3 separate regions of the Homo sapiens genome follow, and all the other regions are linked to region 3. A link is a loop called in an ENCODE intact Hi-C map of the cell type or tissue named here. Cell type or tissue: MCF 10A. All regions are shown on one strand. Links, peaks and the distances in the headings refer to the core of each region. The heading gives the core; the rest is flanking DNA.

The links. Peaks named below come from ENCODE experiments on the same cell type or tissue, not always from the same donor. Only the 100,000 strongest peaks of a DNase experiment are listed, where the experiment ranks them.
Region 1: it touches region 3 in a loop (8-fold over the local background); 6 of 110 quality-filtered maps call a loop at or near these places.
Region 2: it touches region 3 in a loop (14-fold over the local background); 56 of 110 quality-filtered maps call a loop at or near these places.

The regions. Positions count from the first base shown.
Region 1 is chr13:22,182,933-22,191,541 of GRCh38, reverse strand. No RefSeq gene overlaps it. Among named protein-coding and RNA genes, the nearest start is that of LINC00540, 23 kb to the left of the region's middle. In MCF 10A, for the core only: no CTCF peak of the experiment used is centred there; no DNase peak of the experiment used is centred there.
Region 2 is chr13:22,274,831-22,283,439 of GRCh38, reverse strand. LINC00540 (long intergenic non-protein coding RNA 540) reads right to left here. Exons shown (of 2, transcript NR_103810.1): 2 at 6,919-8,609. Among named protein-coding and RNA genes, the nearest start is that of LINC00540, 69 kb to the right of the region's middle. In MCF 10A, for the core only: a CTCF peak has its summit at 4,918 (motif pointing right); no DNase peak of the experiment used is centred there.
Region 3 is chr13:21,621,708-21,630,316 of GRCh38, reverse strand. It overlaps the pseudogene RPS7P10. Among named protein-coding and RNA genes, the nearest start is that of MICU2, 22 kb to the right of the region's middle. In MCF 10A, for the core only: no CTCF peak of the experiment used is centred there; a DNase peak (open chromatin) is centred at 4,746.

The DNA.
Region 1 (8,609 bases), core at 504-8,503, 560 kb before region 3:
ATGTGCTTACTTCTTCAAACTCTTGCTTCAGCTCTCTAGGAGGCTGCCACGTCCTCTCTCTGTCTTTGGGGACAGCCCTGGAGCCTGACTTGTCTCCCAAATGACCAATCAAGGCATTTGTAGTAACAAAAGACCATCTTTTTTGGATTCATACAGATATGAATATGAATATCTAAATGGTTTTAGCATTATACATATGACTTTAGCTTGGTATATGTAAAACTTTTAGGTTCATATAATTTTTAAGTATGCTTGTAAATTCTGAATGCTGAATAAATAAAACAACTATCAGCCTAATTCTCCCCACCAACTATGGGCAGAGAAATGTTTTTACTGTCAGGAATACATCCAGGACATTATGCAGATGTGCAGATTATTCTTTTTTCCATCTTCAAAGATATGGATTTTTATGTGTGTTCTCAGCAAAGAAAAATTTGAAATATAAAGTCAGGCAACCTTCTATATATCAGGCTCCTGTAACATGCAAAAGTAACTTAAACCAACAAAGATGTTATCCTCATAAGGAAAGTGCCCAGAGGACCTGAACGCATGGGCTTGTGAATGTTCTCCCATGGACGTCAGCTGCCATCAGGTCTTCAGCTGAAATAGGCTGGAGGGAAATTCTGCAGAAGTAGAAGATTCTGGCAAACCAAAAACAGCTTTTAAAAAAAGAAAACCTGCACTGTAACACCTTTCTAGAACTTTCTCTCCATCTCAAGGGATGTGCAAAATATTTATCTTTTATAAAAATATGTAAAAAGCCAACCAGGTTGATGGAGAATATGTTAGTCCTCAGTAAAATCTATTCTTGTTTCATACCTCTTATAGATCAAAGGTGTTTCAAAAATGGGGTCTGTTTTATGTGTACTTTTATTTAAAGTAAGTGTTTAAACCATATCCATCAAACTAACAATCAGTAACTCAATATCTACTGCTCTTGGGAGAACAGAGATATTTTGATGCTTAGAGCAGCTTTTACCCGTATTTTAAGAGGCTACAGAGTCCAATAAGTGTGTGCTGTCTGTAATGCATTACTGACACACACTGCACACGATAAGGGTTAACAATGCAGTCTGTCCAGCAATAAAAAATAATTTCACATGATTTTATCCAGAGAGAAATACAAAGGTACCACATTGCTTTTTAGAAACATTTTTAAAATAAAATAAAATAAACATTATGATATTTTCTCAATATTCCCAAATGCCTGAAAAAAAAAAAACTGTTGGAAAACAAATTTGAGACACACAGTGTTAGGACTCAGGGGTTGCTGGTCCTCTCAACTTCATTCAGATAACCAGTTGGCTTGAAAACACAACCCTACAGAAAGAAGTATCTCCTCAGCTTGCTGCTTATGAGCTGCACTGCTGAAATGCACCATCTCAGGCTGATTTTTATAAAGGTCAGTAACAGGCTGCTGGCTGTGAATGCAGACCGAGGAGGTGTTGAGTACTGAGGAGCACGGCCAGAAGCACAGATGCACACTCACACCCAATCTACTTACCAAATAGAGCTCACAAACATCAAAGCTCTGCCCCTACTTTTTCTATACCTTTAAATTTCTGTTGGACTTTTGAAAACAAGAAAAGGCAGACAGTGATGTTCTTGCATTTTCTGAAACTCTTTGTGACTCCACACTTGTAAAGTAATGAGTAAGCATCTTCTTTTTCTCTGGTTTTCAGGTATCCCCAATTCCCCACCCCAAGCACACACATGGAGTCTGCTCTTCTCTGCTCCACCACAAGCAGCCACTCAGTCCGCACAGCCTTGAGTCGCTCTGTTTCCCTGCTCAGGCTCAGTGCTCTCCTGCGCCACAACTCCTGGCTCCTTTGCTTAACTCTTCCATCCTCTCCAATATCTGGGCAGACGGCCAAGATCTTTGCCATTTTAGTGGCTCAAGGAGTCTACCAGATAGTGTTCAGACTGGAGGGATGACCTCACAAGGAATTTATTTTTCCTTCTGGGTCTAAATTTTGTGAGTTGGACCCAGACTGATATTTTCTAAGTCGGGCCAATGGAACTGGAGCTATTGAACCAGAGTTGAAGTCTGACAGTTTTCTGTAACTTTCTATTAAGGGGGAAAGAATGTGTTAAGTTAGACTGACCTTCATCTGAAAGTGAGACATATATTCTACCCTGCACACCTTCCTCAAACATGCTGACACAACACTAAAACTTTAAACACAACGAAGTCAATAAATGCAAAGCTATGGTTTTCACAGCAATCGTAACTCATGTGTCCATAGCATTTTCCACTCCTGCAATAGGTGATAGGTTTAGCAGTGTGATGCAGATACAGCGTAGCCCAGTGAGCTGCCCAGTTCCCTGACTTTCCTTGACCTGCAAACCAGTTGGGCCCATCATTGTATTCACTGTGTAAATAACACTTGTTAAATCCCTTCCTATCCTAAGGAGCACTCTAGTTCCTATTACCTGGACCTGAACAAAGGACACTCTCACAAGGCTAACAACCTCTCCTATGTAATCCGGAACTCAATCACTCTACATCTCTTTTAGAAGCTCAGAATTCCCCAACTAATAGACCCACTTTGCTTCAAACCCCTGTGTGTGGTTTGAGTTTTCGTTCTCAGTAAACATGTGGGAAAGCTGAAGTACAAATGGCACACTGGGATATTTGGGGTAGTTAAGTTGACTCGTTTATAGATCTTTGAAGTTTTACAGACTTCCCAGGTATCATCTCAGGCACTGAATTGAGTTTCACCAGAAACATCAAATATCAGCAATAGGAAAGCTTACAGTTTGTAGCCTGATACTTTACCTGCTTAGTAAATATTATAGTCTTTTTTTTTTTATCAGTAGCAAGTAGGTAGCTGATAACATTTTCAATGAACTCTGAAGTTTCTTTATAAAAGTACATAATCTCAAGCCTAGATATTGAGTTCTACCTGAATGGGACAGAGGCAATTTCCAATGAAAATCGCATTTTTCCCTCATGACTTAGCTGAAAAGTTATAAACTAACTTTGGGATTTCTAAACTCCTCCCTCTTAAGCCCTGATCATACCCCAGGCTGATTTTATAGGAGAGCTGGATAAGACAGCAAGGACTATGATCCCAAGGTAGGAATACATGTGAAAAACCCAGCCAGGCTCACAGCCAGCACATATGGCATCTTTGCATGTGCTGAAAAGGCACCCCTCCAAAAAGCCTGGGACAGTGTCCCCACTGGACATTCCAGTTTAAGTTATTCCTCCCTGATGACTCTGACACGCCCAAGGCCTGATGAATCCAGCCAGTAAACCTTGGGCTGATTTCAGCCTAGCCAATATCCAAAGCTAGGCACCTTTATGCAGGGCATTTCCTAAGCAACCAAATGAAGTGACCTTGGTCTTGGAAAAATAGCTATGGCCAAGCCACAGAGGTGTTAGAGCATGGCTCAAAGGTTGGACTCAATCACATCCAAATATTAACCAGCTTTGGGATTTATTACTGTATCATTTGGAGAGCATGGCTTTATCTCTCTAAGCCTCAGTCCCCTCATATGTAAAACTGGCATTAAATAACGTTTCAAAATTATGAGTTAATATATGCAAAGTCCGTAGCAAGTGCTCAATACCGTGTAGTCCAGTGGAGTGATCCTGGTTTAGGAGACAGAAGCCTGGGTTCCACCTCTACAAATGTGTGACCTTAGCTATCATCTTGTGATGCTTAAATTTTTTGACCTTTATCTCATGGGAATGTTGAAGTAATCAAAAGTAAAAGTACTTGCAAAAAAATTCGATACTATTGTCTTTGAAAGTAATTATGCACATCTGAAGTTTTAAAGAGAGAATACCAATAAATAAGGTTAGAATGTAGGTTTACCCAAAGAGGGCAGGAGAGAACCAGGGTAAGAAGACAACAGTAAACTTTTCAGGAAGAAACAGCCTGGTTCATTCCAGCAAGGGTAGTGATTTCTTAAGAAAGAAATAGCCTGTTCAAGCAATTCAATGCAATTAGCAGACCGGGTTCTCAGGACTGTTCTACTACACTGGAGAGAAAGTTCCCACCAAAAAAGCTGATAAATGTTCATGATAGCCCAGGAGTGCTCAAGCTTGACTTTGAGAGGCTTTTTCCATGATTCATTCATGGCTGTAAAACATTCTCAATAACAACATTTCAAAGGATCACAAAGACAATCAGGAATGCCCTAGAAACATGGTTGTGATCCTTGATTAGGTTAAGTGTTTTACAACAGGCGTCTTCATTTTTTAAGAGTAGGAACATTTGGAAGTCCTCCTGAATTTCTGACTCATAATATAAAGAAGACTGAAGGAGGCCTAAATGGTCACTTCTTTCTTGTTATGATTTCATTGAAACTTTGTTGAAAAGATTTTTTTGCTCATTATTCCTGCTCTGATTGATTTTACAGACTCAAGATGGTGCTACTCATTTTAGACCTCTTAAACCTCCAACAATTACACAAAACACATTTTCCTGTTTTACTCCTCCTCCCTGAGATAGGAAAGGACAGGCTGGAAATGGGATAGGAGAATCTGACCTCAGAGCCAAGACAGGGTTGTTGAAGCAACCCAAAAGTCTTGCACTATGTCAGCATGTTTATGGAGCAATACACACATCTAATCCATATTTCTGGTGGCCCAGACAAGTGATAAAGTTCCAAATCTACCTTCTCTGCCCTTCCTCGTCCTGAGGGGTCCAGAGGTCAGAAATCTGTAGCTGCATTACTAATAAAGCCTACCAGCTTATTAATTTAAAATAACACCACAAATAAATGGGGATTCCTTTCTATGTGTCACCATCAGCACTAGCTTTATATCACTAAAATATTTCAGCATTCTGCTGGTTGGCTTCAAAACATGCTGTGCCTGGAATTAATTTTTGTTGCTTTCATCAAACAATTATGAATACATACATGTGTCAAGCAGAGAACTAAGCATTAGCTATGGAAAGAATAATGAGAATAACTAACTATCATTAAATAGCAACACCTTGGGGACTACAATTATAAAGAGAGAGAAATAATTCAAAAAAAAACAAATGATTCTGCTCTCGAATGCTTACAGTGGTGAAACTTAAAATACATCAAAACAATGTATCATCATAAGTTCCATAATAACAGACAAACAAAAAGCCAAATCATGAGTGAACTCCCATTCACAATTGCTTCAAAGAGAACAAAATACCTAGGAATCCAACTTACAAGGGATGTGAAGGACCTCTTCAAGGAGAACTACAAACCACTGCTCAATTAAATAAAAGAGGATACAAACAAATGGAAGAACATTCCATGCTCATGGGTAGGAAGAATCAATATCATGAAAATGGCCATACTGCCCAAGGTAATTTATAGATTCAATGCCATCCCCATCAAGCTACCAATGACTTTCTTCACAGAATTGGAAAAAACTACTTTAAAGTTCATATGGAACCAAAAAAGAGCCCGCATTGCCAAGGCAATCCTAAGCCAAAAGAACAAAGCTGGAGGCATCACGCTACCTGACTTCAAACTATACTACAAGGTTACAGTAACCAAAACAGCAATGGTACTCGTACCAAAACAGAGATACAGATCAATGGAACAGAACAGAGCCCTCAGAAATAACGCCGCATATCTGCAACTATCTGATCTTTGACAAACCTGACAAAAACAAGCAATGGAGAAAGGATTCCCTATTTAATAAATGGTGCTGGGAAAACTGGCTAGCCATATGTAGAAAGCTGAAACTGGATCCCTTCCTTACACCTTATACAAAAATTAATTCAAGATGGATTAAGGACTTAAACGTTAGACGTAAAACCATAAAAACCCTAGAAGAAAACATAGGCATTACCATTCAGGACATAGGCATGGGCAAGGACTTCATGTCTAAAACACCAAAAGCAATGGCAACAAAAGCCAAAATTGACAAATGGGATCTAATTCAACTAAAGAGCTTCTGCACAGCAAAAGAAACTACCATCAGAGTGAACAGGCAACCTACAAAATGGGAGAAAATTTTCGCAACCTACTCATCTGACAAAGGGTTAATATCCAGAATCTACAATGAACTCAAACAAATTTACAAGAAAAAAACAAACAACCCCATCAAAAAGTGGGCGAAGGACATGAACAGACATTTCTCAAAAGAAGACATTTATGCAGCCAAAAAACACATGAAAAAATGCTCACCATCACTGGCCATCAGAGAAATGCAAAGCAAAACCTCAATGAGATACCATCTCACACCAGTTAGAATGGCAATCATTAAAAAGTCAGGAAACAACAGGTGCTGGAGAGGATGTGGAGAAATAGGAACACTTTTACACTGTTGGTGGGACTGTAAACTAGTTCAACCATTGTGAAAGTCAGTGTGGCGATTCCTCAGGGATCTAGAACTAGAAATACCATTTGACCCAGCCATCCCATTACTGGGTATATACCCAAAGGACTATAAATCATGCTGCTATAAAGACACATGCGCAGGTATGTTCATTGCGGCACCATTCACAATAGCAAAGACTTGGAACCAACCCAAATGTCCAACAATGATAGACTGGATTAAGAAAATGTGGCACATATACACCATGGAATACTATGCAGCCATAAAAAATGATGAGTTCATGTCCTTTGTAGGGACATGGATGAAACTGGAAATCATCATTCTCAGTAAACTATTGCAAGAACAATAAACCAAACACCACATATTCTCACTCATAGGTGGGAATTGAACAATGAGAACACATGGACACAGGAAGGGGAACATCACACTCTGGGGCCTGTTGTGGGGTGGGGGGAGGGGGGAGGGATAGCATTGGGAGGTATACCTAATGCTAGATGACGAGTTAGTGGGTGCAGCACACCAGCATGTCACATGTATACATATGTAACTAACCTGCACATTGTGCACATGTACCCTAAAACTTAAAGTATAATAATTAAAAAGAAAGAACAAAGGAAAAAACAAACAAACAAAAGAAACAGATAATGTACCTGTATCCAAAATACACAGAGATCTCCTAAAACTTGACAATAAGAAAATAAACAATCCAGTTAAAAACGGGCAAAAGATTTAAACAATGACCTCACTAGAAAAGACACACAAATGTCAAAGCATATTAAAAGATGATCAACATCATTCGTCATTGTGAAATTGCAAATTAAATTATTAATAAGATATCACCACACACCTATTAGAATGGTTAAAATCCAAAAAAAAAAAAAAAAGAAAAAAATGATGATTCCAAATGCTGAGGAGGATGCAAGGCAATAGGAACTCTCATTCACGGCTGGTAGGAATGCAAAATAGTGCAGTTCGAATTTCTTACAATGCTAAAATAGTCTTACCACACAACAAAGCAATCATGTACTTAGGTATTTACCCAACTGAGTGGAAAACTTAGGTACTCCCCTCACACACAAATCCTATACAGAAATATTTATGGCAGGTTTATTCATAATTACCCAAAACTGGAAACAACCAAGATGTCCTTCAGTGAGTGAGTAGGTAAACAAACTAGTGTATTTATACAATAGAATATTATTCAATGATAAGAAGAAATGAGCTGTGAAGCCATAAAAAGACACGGAAGAAACTTAACTGCATATTGGTAGGTGAAAGAAGCCACTCCAAAAAGGCTACATTCTGCATGATTCCAATTATCCAATTCTGGAAGACAAGACCATAGAAAGAGTAAAACCATCAGTGGTCGTCAGGGAGCGTGGAGAGAAAGCATAGGTGAAATACAAGGTATTTTTAGGGCAGTGAAACTATTCTCTATGATACTACAGTTGTGCATATATGACATTAGGTATTTGTTAAAATCCATAGAACTTTACAACACAAGAGCCAACAATCCCACTACTAGATATCCACCCATAGGAAAAGAAGTCATTATTTGAAAAAGATGCTTGCACATGCATGTTTATAGCAGTACAATTCACAATTGCAAAATCGTGGTACCAACCCAATGCTCATCAATCAATGAGCGGATAAAGAAACTGTGATATATACATGATATACTCAGCCATAAAAAGGAATGAGTTAACAATATTTGCAGTGTTGGATGAGATTGGAGACTATTATTCTAAGTGAAGTAACTCAGGAATGGAAAACCAAACATCATATGTTCTCATTGATATGAGGATGCAAAGGCCTAAGAATGATACAATGAACTTTGGAGACTTGGGGGGAAGAGTTGGAAGGGGGCAAGGGATAAAAGACTACAAATATGGTGCAGTGTGTACCGCTTGGGTGATGGGTACACCACAATCTCACAAATCACGACTAAAGAACTTACTTATGTAACCAAATACCACCTGTACCCCAATAACTTATGGAAAAATAAAATAAAATAATAAAAGTTTTAAAAGAGTGCATCTTAAGGTAAGCGAATTAAAAAAATAATTTAGGGAGTTAGGGCATCCAAGGAAAGAACGCAGACTGACTAGAGAGTCTAACTGTATTACAAATGTGTGAGACAATCTAAATGAAGGGAGTGGGGGCAAGGGGCTGAACCAATACCTCTGGAAATGAATGGAATCTGTAGTACTGAAGGCAAAAGGTGCTGCATATAAGCAATTGTATTGTAGTTGACAGAGTTGCTCCCCATGGGGCGAGGGGTTAATGATTCTGATAATGCTACTCATGTATACTGTAATTGATAAAT
Region 2 (8,609 bases), core at 242-8,241, 650 kb before region 3:
TAATTTGTTATGTTGTTTCTGTCTCTCTAAACAAATATTTACTTTGGTATTAATGATATATTTCTAAGTTTATACTCTGTTTCTTAAAGAGGACCTTGCCAACCTGGGTCTATGCTTGCATGGAGGTGTGAGACAGTCAAGGAGCATGAGGAATTGGATGTGCATGGAAGATGAGCGACTAGAGATGAATAATGGACATAGGGAAGCAGAAAGGAAGACACAGGAAGTCCAAACTACTAAAATTGCTGGGCAGGGTGGTGCAAGCCTCTAATCCTGGCTACTTAGGAGGCTGAGGCGGGAGGATCCCAGACCAGCCTGGGCAACACAGTGAGGCTCTGTCTCAAAAAATAATAATAAAATAAAAATAAATTGAAATATCCTTTTGCAGATTTAAAAGTTACATATAAATTAAGAAACAGGTCAGAGAAGACAACATAGCTTTGGAGGGCTGAGCAGGCTATTTGAAAATAGTCTGGAATAAAGACCAGCCATATTTCCCCATGAGGCAGAAACTTTAACTTTTCTAGGCATTGTGATATTAACTTTCCTTTATAGACTCCACATAATGCATCATGAGAATAGTACCATCTTATCAGTTAAAAGAACACATACTCTAAAAGCATTTACTAAAATTTAATTAATAGCATTTAGTAAATTTAATTTAGCGTAATAAAACCTGATAATGTAGAAAGTTATTGCCTGGGTTTTTTAAATTTTTATGTCATTTTCCCTGAAAAAATATTAAAGAGCAAAGTAATGCCTATATATGCGTAATAGAATTAAAAGTTTCTAACAGAAAAACTTAAAAGGCATCTCTGAGGATTAAAATGTAGAGACTATGATCATATTTTAAAATTTATATTTACTTATTTTTGAGTAAACAATAATATATTTACATGTTTCATAAATCAATGAGAACAAAACTTTTTACAATGACACTCTCTGTCCTGTCCTTATCTCCCAGTTGCCAGTTCTCCTCTCCAGAGGAAATAAATGTTATGATTTTTTTTTTTTACAAACCATCTCAAAGATAGTCTATTCATTCTAAAAATGTATATACATTTTATACCTGCTTTTGCACAACTGCTCAAAGTGTCCTGCACCTTGCTTGTTTTCACTGAACAACACAGAAGAAATAATTTTAGATGAGTATCTGAAAATCCAATATTTGTAATGGATGCAGACTTGTACATAACATTAATAAAACAAGCTTCCTATTCAGAGACATTTACACAGAACTAGATTTACTAAATATTAAAACATATTATAAAGCTATAATGATTAAAAGTGGTACAAGAATTGTTAAAGAGATCAATGGAACAGAATAAGAAAGTCCAGAAATAAGCCAGGAACGGTGGCTCACACCTGTAATCCCAGCACTTTGGGAGGCTGAGGTGGATGGATCATGAGGTCAGGAGATCAAGACCATCCTGGCTAACACAGTGAAACCCCGTCTCTACTAAAAATACAAAAAATTAGCCAGGCGTGGTGGTGGGCACCTGTAGTCCCAGCTACTCGGGAGGCTGAGGCAGGAGAATGGCATGAACCTGGGAGGCGGAGCTTGCAGTGAGCCAAGATCGCACCACTGCACTCTAGCCTAGGCAACACAGCGAGACTCTGTCTCAAAGAAAAAAAAAAGAAAGCCCATAAATATAACCTTGTTGTTTTTAGCACATTTTTCATTAAATTTATTTCAAGGTACTTTATCATTTGTATGGGATTGTAAATTGGGTCTTCTCTTGCTGTATAGATTCTGTATATATTCTGCATATTCATTTTGAGTGCCTCTAATTTATGGAAGAGTTTTTCAGTTAATTGTCTAGACTATTTGAAGATATGCTACTATACAATTTGCCAACAAATAAAATTGTACCCTTCCTTTTTTCAATTTTCAGTTTTTAAACTTTATTCTCTTGTCACATTGCATTGGCTTATAGCTCCAGAAAAGTGCTAAAGACCAGAGACAGCAAACACCCTGGTCCTATCTCTTATTTTAATGGGAATGTTTCTAACATTTTTTTCTTGCTAGTCATAATACTATCTTTAGCATTATTATAAATATATTTTATCGTGTCAATGAAGAATTCATCTACACTTGTTTTATAACAAATTTTCTTTTTATTAAGATTGGCTATTACTTATTCCTTTGTAATATCTGGGGAGATTAGCATATAATTTTTATGCTTAAATTCATTAATGTGGATGAGAATAGATTTATAAATATTAAATAGGCTTGCATTCCTGAAATAAACACATTGATCATGGTATTTTTTAATGTTATGGAATCCTATATGTTAACATTGTATTTGTTTTCATATTATTATTTATAAATCATATTGGACTCGCCCATTTTTAATGGATATTGGTTTTGTGGTCAGTGTGAAAAGGACTCCCTGGCAGGGCGCTTGGCCTCCCCACTGAACCCAGTTGTCCCCAGATGGAAGAAGAGAGTCCCTTCACACCTGCAGAAACAGGATCACTGCCCTGGCCCTGGCCCTAGGTGTCGGCCCTTGGCATAACTCTTGTTCAATCCTTGATAGCTGGTGCTCCAGCCCACCTGGTGTTTTCAGTAGGATTCCCATTGGATCCAAGGAGAAATGGGCCTATCTGGGCTGCCTTCTGCCAGGCCTGGGGTTCTCTTTCTTGTTAGGTTAGATGCCTGGATAAGACACAGGACACTGGCTCTGCGTTGTCCCTCACCCGTATGGATCCCTCATCAGTCCCCACCTTCCTCTTCCTTTTTTTGGTACCCTCCTTTGGTTGTCTCTTAGGTTATTTCCAGAGTTTAAAGTTGTATTTAGCAGGGAGGAGCAGGAAGAGAGGACTTGTTCAGACCTCAAGTTCGCAGTTAACTGAATAGATACTAGATGAAATCGCAGCATTCATAATAGTGATGTCATTAATACCAATCTCAGTGACTGCAGATTTCAGGACAAAAAAAACAAAACATGTCCTTTGCCTAACCCTTCAGTACACTTATTTTTAAAGTGGGCCTCCATTTTGTAAAGCTGGCGTCAACAGAATGATCAGAGATGTGCGCAGCTTCCACTTGTTTCTAAACATTCGTGAATTTGGCTTCTTGTCTTATTTTATTTTTTCCCCCCAACACCTCTGTGTCATCACAGTGAACACATATGGCTTTTTTCTTTTCTAGTAAACAACTAAAGATTTTCTACCCCCATTTCTTTCTCCCGTATCTCTTTTCTGCTAACATGATATCCCATAATAATTTTGATAATGTGATGTCACAATGGCCTCCTCATCTCATTGAGGCTCTATAAACTCCATTAATCTTCTATTCCTACAAACACCAGATCCTTCGTAACAAGCTCTAAGATGTAGGCTTCAGCATCACACAGGTGTTTTGATACTTGACAGTACTTAGAAGAATTGGGCCACCAATTATCCTGGAAATCTGGGCATATTTTGGTACAATTTTTGAGCCATGTAGAAGGTTCACAACTGTATACTTTAGGGTGAGATGTATGAAGACAAGTGGAGCTTCCTTGTTTCTTGGGGCTGATCCAGTTTCTCAGTTTGTCAAACTTAGTCTGATCCAATAATTCAAATATTTCCTTAAGGAAATTCTGGGTGTTCTATATCTTTTGCTCTTCTCCAAGGTAACTTCCAGGCCTTTTAGGTGAGCCTGTTGCAGTCTGGCTGTGGCATGAGTGCCAGAGAGCAGGGCCCTACAAATGCATAGCATTCTGCAATCTCCCCTGTGCTCTAGGTGAGCTGCCCCCCTGCCTTGAGCCCACAGCACTGCAGTGTGCCTAACTCCACAGCCATCCAGGCATCGTGATGGCACTTCTTTCCAAAATCCTTGGTCTCAGCCACCTGCCTCATCCCTGAAGAATTTGCAAACTGCAGCCTTGGTCTCAAGCCTAGGAGTTTTGACTCCTTCATCATTTTCTGCAGGGACTTTAAAAATCTCCTGCACACCACACACAGGCTGTGGGACCAGGAGCCTGCCTCAGTCCTGTTTGTTTTGCCTCCTCTTTCGGCCAACCACACATCATGCTGGATGCCAACTGACCCCAGCTTCTCCTGGGAGAAACAGCTTTCCAGCTACAGTACTTCTCCTGGAATGTCCTTGGGGTTTTGCCCTACCTCTAGCTAAAACTCTCCCACTCCCAACCCCACTGGGGTTCTATCCATGAAAGGAGAGATAGGATGCACACTGACTTTTCTACCTTAGCACTTTCTTTTTTATTTCTTCCATCACCTTCCCGGCCAGGAAAATGGGGCACTCTTATTTCTCCTTGCATTTCCTCAATCTCATACTCCCTCCCTTCTTCATATGGAATTCAATCTCTGGGACCCTTATTCTCTGGGACTCACTCTTGTGTCAGGAGAAGTCCCCCTATCAATAAAGGAGTACAAATCAGTGATTTTCAAAGTATTATACCTGTAATACACAAAGACACTTACTGACCTATTTTGTCCTCTCTGTTTGAAGCACATTCTTCATCACATCTTGCTCACTAGAGAATGCTATCAGCAAAAATCTTCAGCTCATGTAATATTGATTGGGGTGGATGAAGGTGTATGTGTGCATTTCAACTTTAAGACAAGTGAGAATTAATAACCAGATAAAATTAGCAACATCGAGTCTAGTAATAACACATACCACATTGTCATTTCCTGCCAGAGGAACACTGGAGGCATGTTCAAACATTTATCACTATTTAGTATCCAGTTTTCATGAAGTATTTTACTGTCATCCCTAATTAATTCTACCTTTCAACAAGAAGCTTGGGATTGGCTGCTATTGTTATTCTACTCTTATATGTCAGGGAACTGAAGCAGAGGTTAATTAAATGACTTACTCTTATACCCATAGGCTACGTTGGCAAGGCTGTGTCTTAACAGGGTTGCTGGCACAGATGGCCCAAAAGATGGAAATTTAAGTAACCCTGTTCCAGCAGGGGGCACCAGCTACATTACAAATTTGGGTACACCCTAGTATTCTGCTGGTTCAAAATCTTACAAGATGGTATACCCAAGAAAAGTATAGACTCCAAGTGTTGTGAAGAGGACACCGTTCCCTAGTATCCCTCGCACCGAATACAGTTCTTGGGATATAGACAGACTAACAAATCAATAGTCATCTTCCTAGCATGTTTTAAACAGTTCAAGACAGGAGTTCTTACTCCCAAAGTTCAACCCATGATGATTTCTATAATCTTATAATCACAGTTATACTTTCATTCCTTTCGGTCTTAAGAATTTGAAGGCCTCATTTTTAAAACCCTGTAATAAAAATCTCTTGGAAAGGCAACTCCATTAATGGAAATGCTCCGGTCAGTGCTTACGGAATTGGAGAAGCGCAAAGCATAAGAAGGAAGAGTGTGTGGTTACAGGATGGGCAAGACGGTCTCCAAGAAAGTGATGCAGGGACACCACCAATCAACTGACTTCCTGCGTCACGCTCTTATTTAGAGTTATGTCTTCTAGATTTAGTGAGTTCTAAACTCTTGCCTCTTTATATATCCCTTAGGTGATACAGTTTAAAGAAAAGCACTTAGGCAGAATTTAGTTCTAATTTTGGGTCCATTGTGAGCCACAGGAAGCAGTTTAAAATTTTCATTGAAAAGAAGGTGTTTTCAAACAGCCAGAAAAGTTCCCTTTAATTTTTCATATCTATTTGCCTAAATAGATACAATGAACTCATCCAGTGTCAAATCAGTAATATGAGTACGAATTATTTGAAGATCTTATTAAAATGCAGATTCTGGTTTTGTAGGCCTAGGGAGGGGTCTGAGATTCCTCATTTCTCACCAGCTCCCACTGTTGTTGGTCCCTATGGAACATATACTGAGTAGCAAGAAGCTAGATGACAAAACAGGATCCATCTTCCTCAGCTTTCAGAGATGGATTGTGCAGAAAGCAGTCTAGAATTCATTAAGATACCCTCTGCCTCTCCACATCAAAGAGGCCATTTCAAAAAAGGGTGTCACATAAGCAAAATGCTTTAAACTCCAAGTGAAAGACGATCTCCAATGAAGGAGTTACTCCTGGTTCTTCTAGATGAGGGAAGCACAAAAGTTCCTAGAGACATAGAAAGACCCTGTCTTTTAAACCTTCTATATTCTTTGCAGTAAAATCAAGATGTAAAAGTTGAGACCTCTACTTCTTTGGGAGGATTGCTTTTAACCTAGAAAACAACACAGCAGTTGTTCAGCATTTTGTTTTAAAGGTGTACTAATAGAAATAGCCTCCAAGTGCATTGCACCAAATTGATGCAAGATCTACATTGAAATTTTTATGTTGACTAATTCCTTATAAAAACAGAATTGATATATTATTGGTCTAGAGGCAGGTGAGGGGGAAGAGGGTAGAAAGTGCTCTGGATGGGGAAGAGGAAGAAAACACTTATTAAGTGATACATACAGCGTGTTAGACAATGTATTATAAACTTGGTGTTCCTAATAGTCCAATGAGTAAATAATACTAGCTTCATTTTACAAGTAAAGAAACTGAGATTTAAGAAAGTTAATCATCTAGTTCAAGTTTGCACAACTATTGGAAGCAGTAAAGCCTGCACCAGCATCGGCCTCACCCTGTTAAAACACAGATGGCTAGGCCCGCCCCTGGAGTTTCTGATTGAGTGGGTCTTGGGTGAAGCCCAAGAACCTGCCTTTCAAAGGAGCTCCCAGTGATGCAGAGGCTGCCCGTCTGGGGACCACAGTAAGAGCCGCAGCTGGTTCTAGGCCAGGTGGTTCCACGGATGAGATCAAGCTTTGTGGATCTCAGGAAACATGGATGCACTTAGAAGAACAATGTTAAAAACCTGGATCCTAAACAGAGTGGCCCAGGAAGAATCCAATTTAAGCCACTATGCATGCTATTGTGTTTGAAGACATTATTTGTAATACACTTTAATGGAAAACAAGGAAAGAAAAATCAGAAATTCTCTTTGGCATCATTTTCTGTATTTTTACTGTTGATAACAAAGAAATCAAAAAATAAATGTTATATGATACACACAAACACACACACGTCTATCTTCAGAAAAGAAACATACATATATTTGGAAGGAGTTGTAGTTTTTCATTTTCCATGTGAAAAATTGAGGATATTCTTCTCCAGCTTGATTGTTAACCATCAACTAATTTCTCGCTACCCTCATACAGTACAAAACAACGTGGAGAATTTTTATGAGGCAAAATTTATACCAAAAACTCCCCTCCATCTCTCCTCCATATTGTGAATGAGACCCTACAGTGACGAAGACTCCTTTTCTATCTTTCTAGATTCCTGAGGCATATTTCCGAATTTGGAGTCAGTCTATTTGACAAGTAGAGGCACATCTCTACCACGGGGCCCCCATCTGTGGGTGTGCATGCGTTTCAGCCATGAGAGTGACAGAGGCCAGAACACGTGGCTAGACTCTCGCCAAGTCCATCAGACCGTTGTTAAGAGGGCTGGAAGAGCCAAACCACAGCACCATCAATGCTGTGATTTATGCTTTGAAAACACTCCAAGTGGAGCAGCCACACATTTATCAATACTAATGCAGGAACTGCATCTGTGAGAAAAATAAGAAAAACAGACAAACAAAAGGGGTAGTAGTGCTTACACTCTGTAAAGGAAGGGTGTCCCGTAGTTTAATAACCTTTTCTATCCCAACTAAACCCTATCTCAGCATATCTTTTTAAAAAGTGGTGATTTCTCCTGAGCAATAAGCAATCTAGACCAAAATCTCCTTGATGATAAGAGGCCATTTCTGATATACTTTGGTTTTCCTACTTTCTGAACTGGCTCAGATGTGCTTACAGGTTGCAGAGGCAGTGCAGAAGTCAAACACAACCTTGGATGCGTCATCGCTTCTGGCTCTGCAGGCCCTCTCTGGACCAGTGTTTTCTGCTGTCCTTCCTTCTGTGCCTACTTGTGTCCCTTTGCTGGGAACTGACTCATCCAGAGCCTTTGGATTTGCACTTGATGCCTGGGTCTGGACTCTGCTTTTGTTCCTAGGCATTGTCTCCAGTTCTCTCTCTTCCTTTCCAAATGCTACGGCCAGCTCTGCCCACTGGGGATCCCTGCATGGCTCCTAGAACCCTGGTACTGATGCAATCACTGGCCAAGTGGCCCAAATGGAAAAGTGGGTGAGGGGAGACTTCAGACGCTCACACAGCACCTAATAAGTAACTGCACAACGAGGGTTTCATAAGGGATGGAGGAAGAAAGGAAGGAAGGAAGGAAGGAAGGAAGGAAGGAAGGAAAAGAGGATGGGAACACAGGGTGCAATGAGGAAGGGTACTCTAGCCTGCCTGGGCAGGTCACCAGCAAATGTCTATAGAAAGCCCAGAAGCAAGTGGGGCCACAGGCCTCAGAGCTGATGTCCACGTGATTCCTTTATTCTCTTTCCACCACTGATCTCAAATTACAGTTCCTGTGCAGATATTTAATAAACTTCTAGAAGTATGTTAATAAAATCTTCATACTTTCATACTCCCTAATATGCCTTTCATTCCATTCTATTTCAAGAAAGCCATTATGTTTTAGTAATTTTACTCAGATAGGTCTTCATGAAGATACATATTTTTCTTAATGGAAGATGTTTTTGAAAGCTTTTCTTCTCTTCTACCTCCATTCGCAGTCACTTT
Region 3 (8,609 bases), core at 485-8,484:
GTAGACAGGGAAATAATGAATTAAATGAATAAAATTTTTTAAATCAGTATTTAAAAGGCAAGAAGGAAGGGGTAAAAGCATAGGAAAATCTAGACAAATAGAAAGTACCAAGTGAGATGATTGAAACAAAATGAAATATATCTATAATCCCAATAAAAGTGGGTCAAATTTTCCAATAAAAAACAGGCAAAAACCAGCCATATGCAGCTCACAAAAATCAGACCTAAAACATCTGGACTACGGAAAATTTAAAAGTAAAGATATAGAAAAAGAAATTCCAAATCACTGTAATTCTAAAATTTATGTATCTCAAAGTGTATCAAGCAAATGTTGCTAGAACTGCAGGAAGAAATTGAGAAATTACCATCATAAGGTGGGGGCAGGGGAGTTCAACACATCTTTCTCAAACAAAGAAAAAAGCCAAGTCAAGGAAACAAAGAATAAAAACCAGCAGCTATAGCTATAGAGAATTCCAACAACACAACGGCAAGCTTGACTTACTGAACATATTCAGAACACAGTCAATAATTAGAAAATATACGTTCTTCTCAAGCACAAATGAGATATTTACAGAAAGTAAAATAAAGCAAGTCTCTATATTTTAAAGAAATATCACACTGGCCACATTCTCTAAACTTGAGAAACACAGTAACAAAAAGATAAACCAAAGTCTGTATTTGGAATTTTTAAACCTCGAAAAAGGGGTAAAAGAAGATATTGTAACGGAAAATTTTGAGTATGTGTAAATGAATGCTAGAAATACTATATTTGAATACTTGCGAGGATATAGCAAAATTGGTACTTCAAAAAAATGTTAAGACATATGCTTATATTAGAAAAGAATAAAGACTAGAATTTAGACGTGCCCTTAGGAAGTTAATAATAAATAAATAAACAGAAAGTCAAAAGAAGGAAACAATAAAGAGAAGTACAAACATTCACTCAATATAAAAACAAAGAGGTTAACAAAGAATCGACGCCCTAAGAATGTCCAATTAAATTAGTGGCTCTCAAACTTTACCTTGCAATAGAATCACCCGGAGTGCTTCTTAAAGCAAGGACTACTTGGCCGTATCCCTGAAATTCTGATTCAGCAGGTCCAGGACAGGTCCAAGATTCTGCATTGCTAACAAACACCCAGGTGATGCTGATGCTGCTGTCCGAGGACCACACTTTAAGAACCACCAATATAAGTTAATGTCTTAAATTCTCACCCAAATAACCATAAAACTACTTTCAGTTCTAGTTAAAGAAGACCTCTTCCTAAGCCGGCGCTCGGCGAGTTCTCCCAGGAGAAGGCCATGTTCAGTTCGAGCGCCAAGATCGTGAAGCCCAATGATGAGAAGCCGGACGAGTTCGAGTCCGGCATCTCCCAGGCTCTTCTGGAGCTGGAGATGAACTCGGACCTCAAAGCTCAGCTCAGGGAGCTGAATATTACGGCAGCCAAGGAAATTGAACTTGGTGGTGGTCGGAAAGCTATCATAATCTTTGTTCCCATTCCTCAACTGAAATCTTTCCAGAAAATTCAAGTCCGGCTAGTACGCGAATTGGAGAAAAAGTTCAGTGGGAAGCATGTCGTCTTTATCGTTCAGAGAAGAATTCTGCCTAAGCCAACTCGAAAAAGCCGTACAAAAAATAAGCAAAAGCGTCCCAGGAGCCATACTCTGACAGCTGTGCACGATGCCATCCTTGAGGACTTGGTCTTCCCAAGCGAAATTGTGGGCAAGAGAATCCGCGTGAAACTAGATGGCAGCCGGCTCATAAAGGTTCATTTGGACAAAGCACAGCAGAACAATGTGGAACACAAGGTTGAAACTTTTTCTGGTGTCTATAAGAAGCTCACGGGCAAGGATGTTAATTTTGAATTCCCAGAGTTTCAATTACAAACAAAAATGACTACATAAAAATATATATTCACACACATTTATCTTCTCTCTTTTCTGATACTCTGTTAAAATACAAACGTAAGTAATAATGAGATCAGGAGAGACACATCAGCAGGTGAGAAATTACAAAATTCTGGAAGAAAGCAGTTGGAATAGTGGTAGCAGAAGTGCACAGCGAAGAAAAACGCAGGTTTCTTACAAAATAATACGGATACTGGATTACTTCTGACAGAAACCCAGACAGGATCAGAATCCATCTAAGATGTGTGACATCAGACTAAGAAGGATTCAAGGATTGGGGAAGGCAGAGAAAGTAGCACAAAAAATTATCAGTGAAATACTCAAGAAAGTAATTTGGCTTCAAGTACCTTAGCATCTACTTGGAGAGAGATATATACAAGTAAAGACAATTATCAAACTCAGGCAATCTGGGTAATTCGGAATGTTGGGAGTGATTTTATGAAAAAAAAATAATTTGACCTAATATTTAAAAATATATGTTATATGGGTAGTGTATGTTTCTTAAAGTTGTTTTTTAATGCTTCACCTTCCAAAGTATTTTGTATCATTGATGAGTATTAAGGTTAGGTTACAAAACTTACTGAATTGCTAAGGAGAATTACTAATTTTAAGTATTTGATTTAAAAATTAGGATTTGAGGCCGGGCGCGGTGGCTCACGCCTGTAATCCCACCACTCTGGGAGGCCGAGGCGGGCAGATCACGAGGTCAGGAGATCGAGACCATCCTGGCTAACATGGTGAAACCCCATCTCTACTAAAAATACAAAAAAAATTAGCTGGGTGTGGTGGCGGGCACCTGTAGTCCCAGCTACTGGGGAGGCAGGAGAATGGCGTGAACCCGGGAGGCGGAGCTTGCAGTGAGCCGAGATCGCGCCACTGTACTCCAGCCGGGGCAACAGAGCGAGACTCCATCTCAAAAAAAAAAAATTAGGATTTGAGATGTAATCATAGCTTCCATAGGCAAGCAAGAAAAGTAGATAATAGAAGAAATATTTTATTAGCAAAAGATATTCAAGTAATGTGTATATATTCAAAGCAATGTATTTTTACTCCAAAGACCATAAAGTCCAAAAACCACCTGAGCCATACTATACCCTTGTAGATGTTTGGTATTAGGAAAGATTCAAAATAGGCCAGGCGTGGTGGCTTACGCCTGTAATCCCAGCACTTTGGGAGGCCCAGGCAGGCGGATCACGAGGTCAGGAGATCGAGACCATCCTGGCTAACATGGTGAAACCCCGTCTCTACTAAAAACACAAAAAATTAGCTGGGCGTGGTGGCGGGCGCCTGTAGTCCCAGCTACTCGGGAGGCTGAGGCAGGAGAATGGTGTGAACCCAGGAGGCGGAGCTTGCAGTGAGCTGAGACCGTGCCACTGGCCTCCAGCATGGGAGACAGAGTGAGACTCCATCTCAAAAAAAAAAAAAAAAAAAAAAGATTCACAATAAATTTGTCAACCTATAACTAGAAGGAAAAAAATTAAAGAATTAACTTTAAAGTATTCATAATAAGATATTTAGTTGTACTGTTGTACTTGGGTGTTTATATTTCCTTAATTCTTGCTCTAAATCATATATCATTCTTATACAACAGTGGAGGAACATTTAAAATATTCCTCCCTTACATTTCACAAATAAATGAAGGAGACTCAGAGGTATTAAATTAATCCATTGATTGTTGTGCTCTTATTTCAATAAAGATTTTAGTTTAAAGAGAAAATTTAACAGCAATTAGGTTTTTACAAGGTGATATACAATTAAATTTAGCTTATTTTAAAAGAAACCTTTGTGTAGTGAAGGTTGGCAACACTCTGGTGATAAACACCCAAATTGCACTGCTTCTTAAGAAAAAATTAATAAAAGAGTGGGGCATGGTGGCTCACGCCTGTAATCCCAGCACTTTGGGAGGCCAAGACAGGCAGATCTCTTGAGGTCAGGAGTTTGAGACCAGCCTGGGCAACATGATGAAACCCTGTCTCCACTAAAAATACAATAAATTTAGCTGGGTGTGGTGGCGGCTGCCTGTAACCCCAGCTACTCGGGAGGCTGAGGCAGGAGAATTGCTTGAACCCAGGAGGCGGAGATTGCAGTAAGCCAAGATTGCGCCACTGCACTCCAGCCTAGGCAACAGAGGAAGACTCCATCTCAAAAAAAAAAAAAAAAGAAAAGAAAAAGAAAGAGAAAGAAAAAGAATAAGAAAAAATTAATAAAAGTTTCATGTGTGCTAGTTTTACAAATGCAAAACGTAAGTGACGAGAAATGTTGTATGATAATTGTAATCAATTCTCCATCTTCATGGGTTTTTCTCTCCCCTGAGGACATTTTCTTAGTCATCTACATGATCAGCACGCTTTTTACACATTTTAGGAAAAAATAAGCAGAAAGTACATAACACCTTTTTTTTGAAGTTTCAAAGTCCTGGGGCATTTGATTATCATCCCATTTCTACCCTTCTTGCTTTTTCTTCCCCACTCTCTCGTGCAGCTTCTACTTCTGCCAGTGTTGTAGTGCGACACACAGGTACAATCGTTGGTGTCCTCTGTTCTTCGGAATTTATTTTGAGAAATCAGATAGATTTTCTGGTTAGACATTTCCCAAGACAGCTTGTTTTTCTTTCATTTTTCTCAATAAAAGACCAAACTACCTCACATATTTGGGCATTTATGTCCATAGTTTGAAGCGCCTACCCACTGGAGCACAACTCTTATTTCACGTGGCTCCCCAACATATCTGTTCATCAGAATTGAATTCGTTGCCTTCGAGCATTTTGAATATTTTCTATTTCCCTCCTATCTCTTGGTATTTCTGTTGGGTTGAATACAGATGAGACGCTTGTGTGCTGGTGCCACCTATTGTTAGCAAAGTAGATGTGACTATGATGCTTGCTAACGAGACTACACATTGAACTAATACTGACTCTGACTACAAAACGGCAAAACGATAGAACAAAAATCTTATTTTTAATCTATTATAAAAGCACTACTGGAGTAGATGAAGATACTAAGTAGTTATATTTTATCTTTATTTTTATTTAATATGTACAAAGACTGGCTGTCTTTACATGGTGGCTCACACCTGTAATTCCAGCACTTTGGGAGGCCAAGGCAGCAGGATCACTTGAGCCCAGGAGTTTGAGACCTGCCTGGGCAACACAGCAAGACCTCATCTCTATTAAAACAAAAAAAAATTTATTTAAAAAATGTTTTAAAAAAGATTTATGAAGACTATTTTCAGTTTTTCCATTTTCAGTTGGACTAATTATATGACAATAGTGAGCATAAACACATATTCCAAGCACAGAAAAGCAATTAAAATTCAAATAGGCTGAGTGCGGTGGCTCAGGCCTGTAATCCCAGCACTTTGGGAGGCCCAGGCAGGCAGATCACGAGGTCAGGAGATCGAGACCATCCTGGCTAACATGGTGAAACCCCGTCTCTACTAAAAGTACAAAATAAAATTAGCCAGGCATGGTGGCGGGCGCCTGTAGTCCCAGCTACTCAGGAGGCTGAGGCAGGAGAATGGCGTGAACCCGGGAGGCGGAGCTTGCAGTGAGCTGAGATCGCGCCACTGCACTCCAGCCTAGGCTGCAGAGGGAGACTCTGTCTCAAAAAAAAAAAAAGAAAAAAAAAGCTAAGTAATTAAGTGTATCACGTATGTATAGACAAAATTTTCAATGTTGTAGTCAATTCAAAAACATATAAGGCATTTTGTATTGGTATCAAGTTGTCAACTATGATAACATACTTTGATAATTTTTTCATTTAAACCCAAAAAGTTGGCTCAACATTTTTTTTTTAATTTATAAAGAAAAGAGGTTTATTTAGCTCATGGTTTTTCAGGCTGCGAAGTTCAAGGGGCATCGGCTCAGCTCTAGTGCTACTCACAGCAGGGTGGAAAGTTGAAGGCAAAGCAGACACATGCAAAGGGGGATATGCACTTTCAAAGATATTGTTTAAAAATAAATCTTCTCTTCATGGCCCCTTTCAAAATTTAAACAAAGTAAAACATCCATTAAAACATGTTTTCATTCTTATTCTTCACACCCAGGAACTGAAAACGTTAAAGGGTTAGAAAATAAGAATTGGCGGGGCACGGTGGCTTACGCCTGTAATCCCAGCACTTTGGGAGGCCAAGGCGGGCAGATCACGAGGTCAAGAGATCAAGACCATCCTGGCCAACATGGTGAAATCCCCATCTCTACTAAAAATACAAAAATTAGCTGAGCATGCTGGTGTGTGCCTGTAGTCCCAGCTACTTGGGAGGCTGAGGCAGGAGAATGGCTTGAACCCAGGAGGTGGAGGTTGCAGTGAGCCGAGATCATGCCGCTACACTCCAGCTGGGCAACGGAGCAAGACTCCGTCTCAAATTTTAAAAAAAGGTTAGAAAAATAAGAATCATGAGGAAAGATGAAAGGCACTAATTATTTACAATTTTCTGTGGTCCTTTCCACTTTGGGTTCCATGAGAATTAACAACAGGATTGTCAGAGAACAGTAACCAGCTTCTTATAGACAGTGCCTGACACAGTCCTGAGCAACCAATCCTGGAAACAACATGGAAACCTCTCACATTCAGGGTGTCACTGAGGCCAGCTTCCCACTCAGAGTAGGGGTGCCTTTTGAAATATCCTCAACAAATGGCCAATCAGATTTTTCTTGAACATTTCCTGAGTGGAAAATGTAAGGCCTCCCAATGAAGCCCATTCCATTTTGGGCAACCATTGGGGAAATCATAGTCAAATTACATATAACTAGAAATGTCTTTTACTTGATTAGAAGGACTTAATTATAGCAGGTAAAAGTATTTTTCCAGTTCAATGGCTGCCTGGAAAGCCCTGTAATCTGTCCTATCCAAATTTTTGTGTAAATATATTATACAACATTTCAATGACCCATTAGAAAATTTTAAATCCCCCAATAATGAGACATCCTTCAATCAAATACTTCTTTCAATTAGGCCCTGAGGGTGATACATACTTCTTTCCCTAGAATCCTTAAGTCTTTTCTTACCCTATTAATGTTTTTCCTTTTTGTATACCTTTTCCTCTTTAGGCAGTTATGCTTAGTAAATGCTAATGCTTTTGTTTCTGTGTCTCCCAATACAATAAATTTACTTCAAATGTGGATAATATAGCATTTATTTATTTTTATTTATTTATTTATTTATTTATTTTTTTTTTGAGACAGAGTCTTGCTCTGTCGCCCAGGCTGGAGTGCAGTGGCACGATCTCGGCTCACTGCAAGCTCTGCCTCCTGAGTTCAAGCCATTCTCCTGCCTCAGCCTCCCGAGTAGCTGGGACTACAGGCGTCCACCACCACGCCTGGCTAATATTTTGTATTTTTTAGTAGAGACGGGGTTTCAGCATGTTAGCCAGGATGGTCTCGATCTCCTGACCTCGTGATCCACCCACCTCAGCCTTCCAAAGTGCAGGGATTACAGGCGTGAGCCACCGCACCCAGCCAATAATATAGTATTTCTATAGTATAAAAAGAGCTCGTCATCCCCTTTCTTTGTAAACTTCATTCTTTAGTTAATACTCTTCATCTCTGAGCCTAAGAACCTAACCCTGACTGCTCTTCAAAATTCCAAAAATGCATTTTCACTACCTGCTGGACTTCCCTACATCATTATTACAAAAATACTTCAGAGGCCAGGTGCCATTGCTCATGCCTGTAATCTCAACACTCTGGGAGGCCGAGGCAGGCAGATCACCTGTGGTCAGGAGTTTGAGACCAGCCTGGGCCAACATGGTGAAACCCCATCTCTACTACAAATACAAAAATTAGCCGGGTATGGTGGCGGGCACCTGTAGTACTAGCTACTCAGGTGGCTGAGGCAGGAGAATCACTTAAACCCGGGAGGCAGAGGTGGCAGTGAGCCAAGATCACACCACTGCACTCCAGCCTGGGCCACAGAGCAAGACTCTGATTACAAAAAATAATAATAATAAGCTTCAGATACCACTAGACCAAAATGAAGTTGTCACTCTCCCTTCTTCACCCCATCTCTTCTCCCTTCATAAAGCTGCTCCTCCCTGGGCCCTTCCTCGTTCATGGCAAAGCAATGCCAAGATTCTAATTGCTCCGTGGTTTCCCTCATCTTCAACATCCCATAACCTGCCAGGACCTTTTGATTCTACCTCTACCTTATGCCTCCGGGCTCCCCATTCACCACATCCTCTGCTCCTGTCCTCAGTCAACTCTTCATTTTTGGACTCTTAGACCATTTCAACAGCCTTCTAACTGATCTCCTAATCCTCCAATTAGAAACTTTGGTGATTCGCCTCTAAACATAGAATTCAAAGCACAGTGCTTCACTCTTGGATCTTTAAACGTCTTTTCAGCCTTATCTTGCATGACACTTCTCTTGAACCACACTCAACAGTTGTTGGTGTTCTCCCAAAATATGGTCTATTCTGTCTTGCCTCAGCAGCTTTGCTCAAGTAGCTCTAGTGGTAACGTCTTTTGAGGAATGTCTACTATCGGTGTACTTGCCACTTTTGAATTCCCAACACAAACTCTATTACCTCTTCTAAGAACACTCCCAGTCATAATTAATCCCTTCTTTCTCAAATATATCCCAAACACTTTGAACCTTTCTTGCAGCATTTATCCCATTTTACCTTATGTAAGAGTTGTTTATATATTTCTCCCAAAACTGCAAACTTCTTGAAAGCAGGGACTGTCTTATTTATTTCTGTATCATC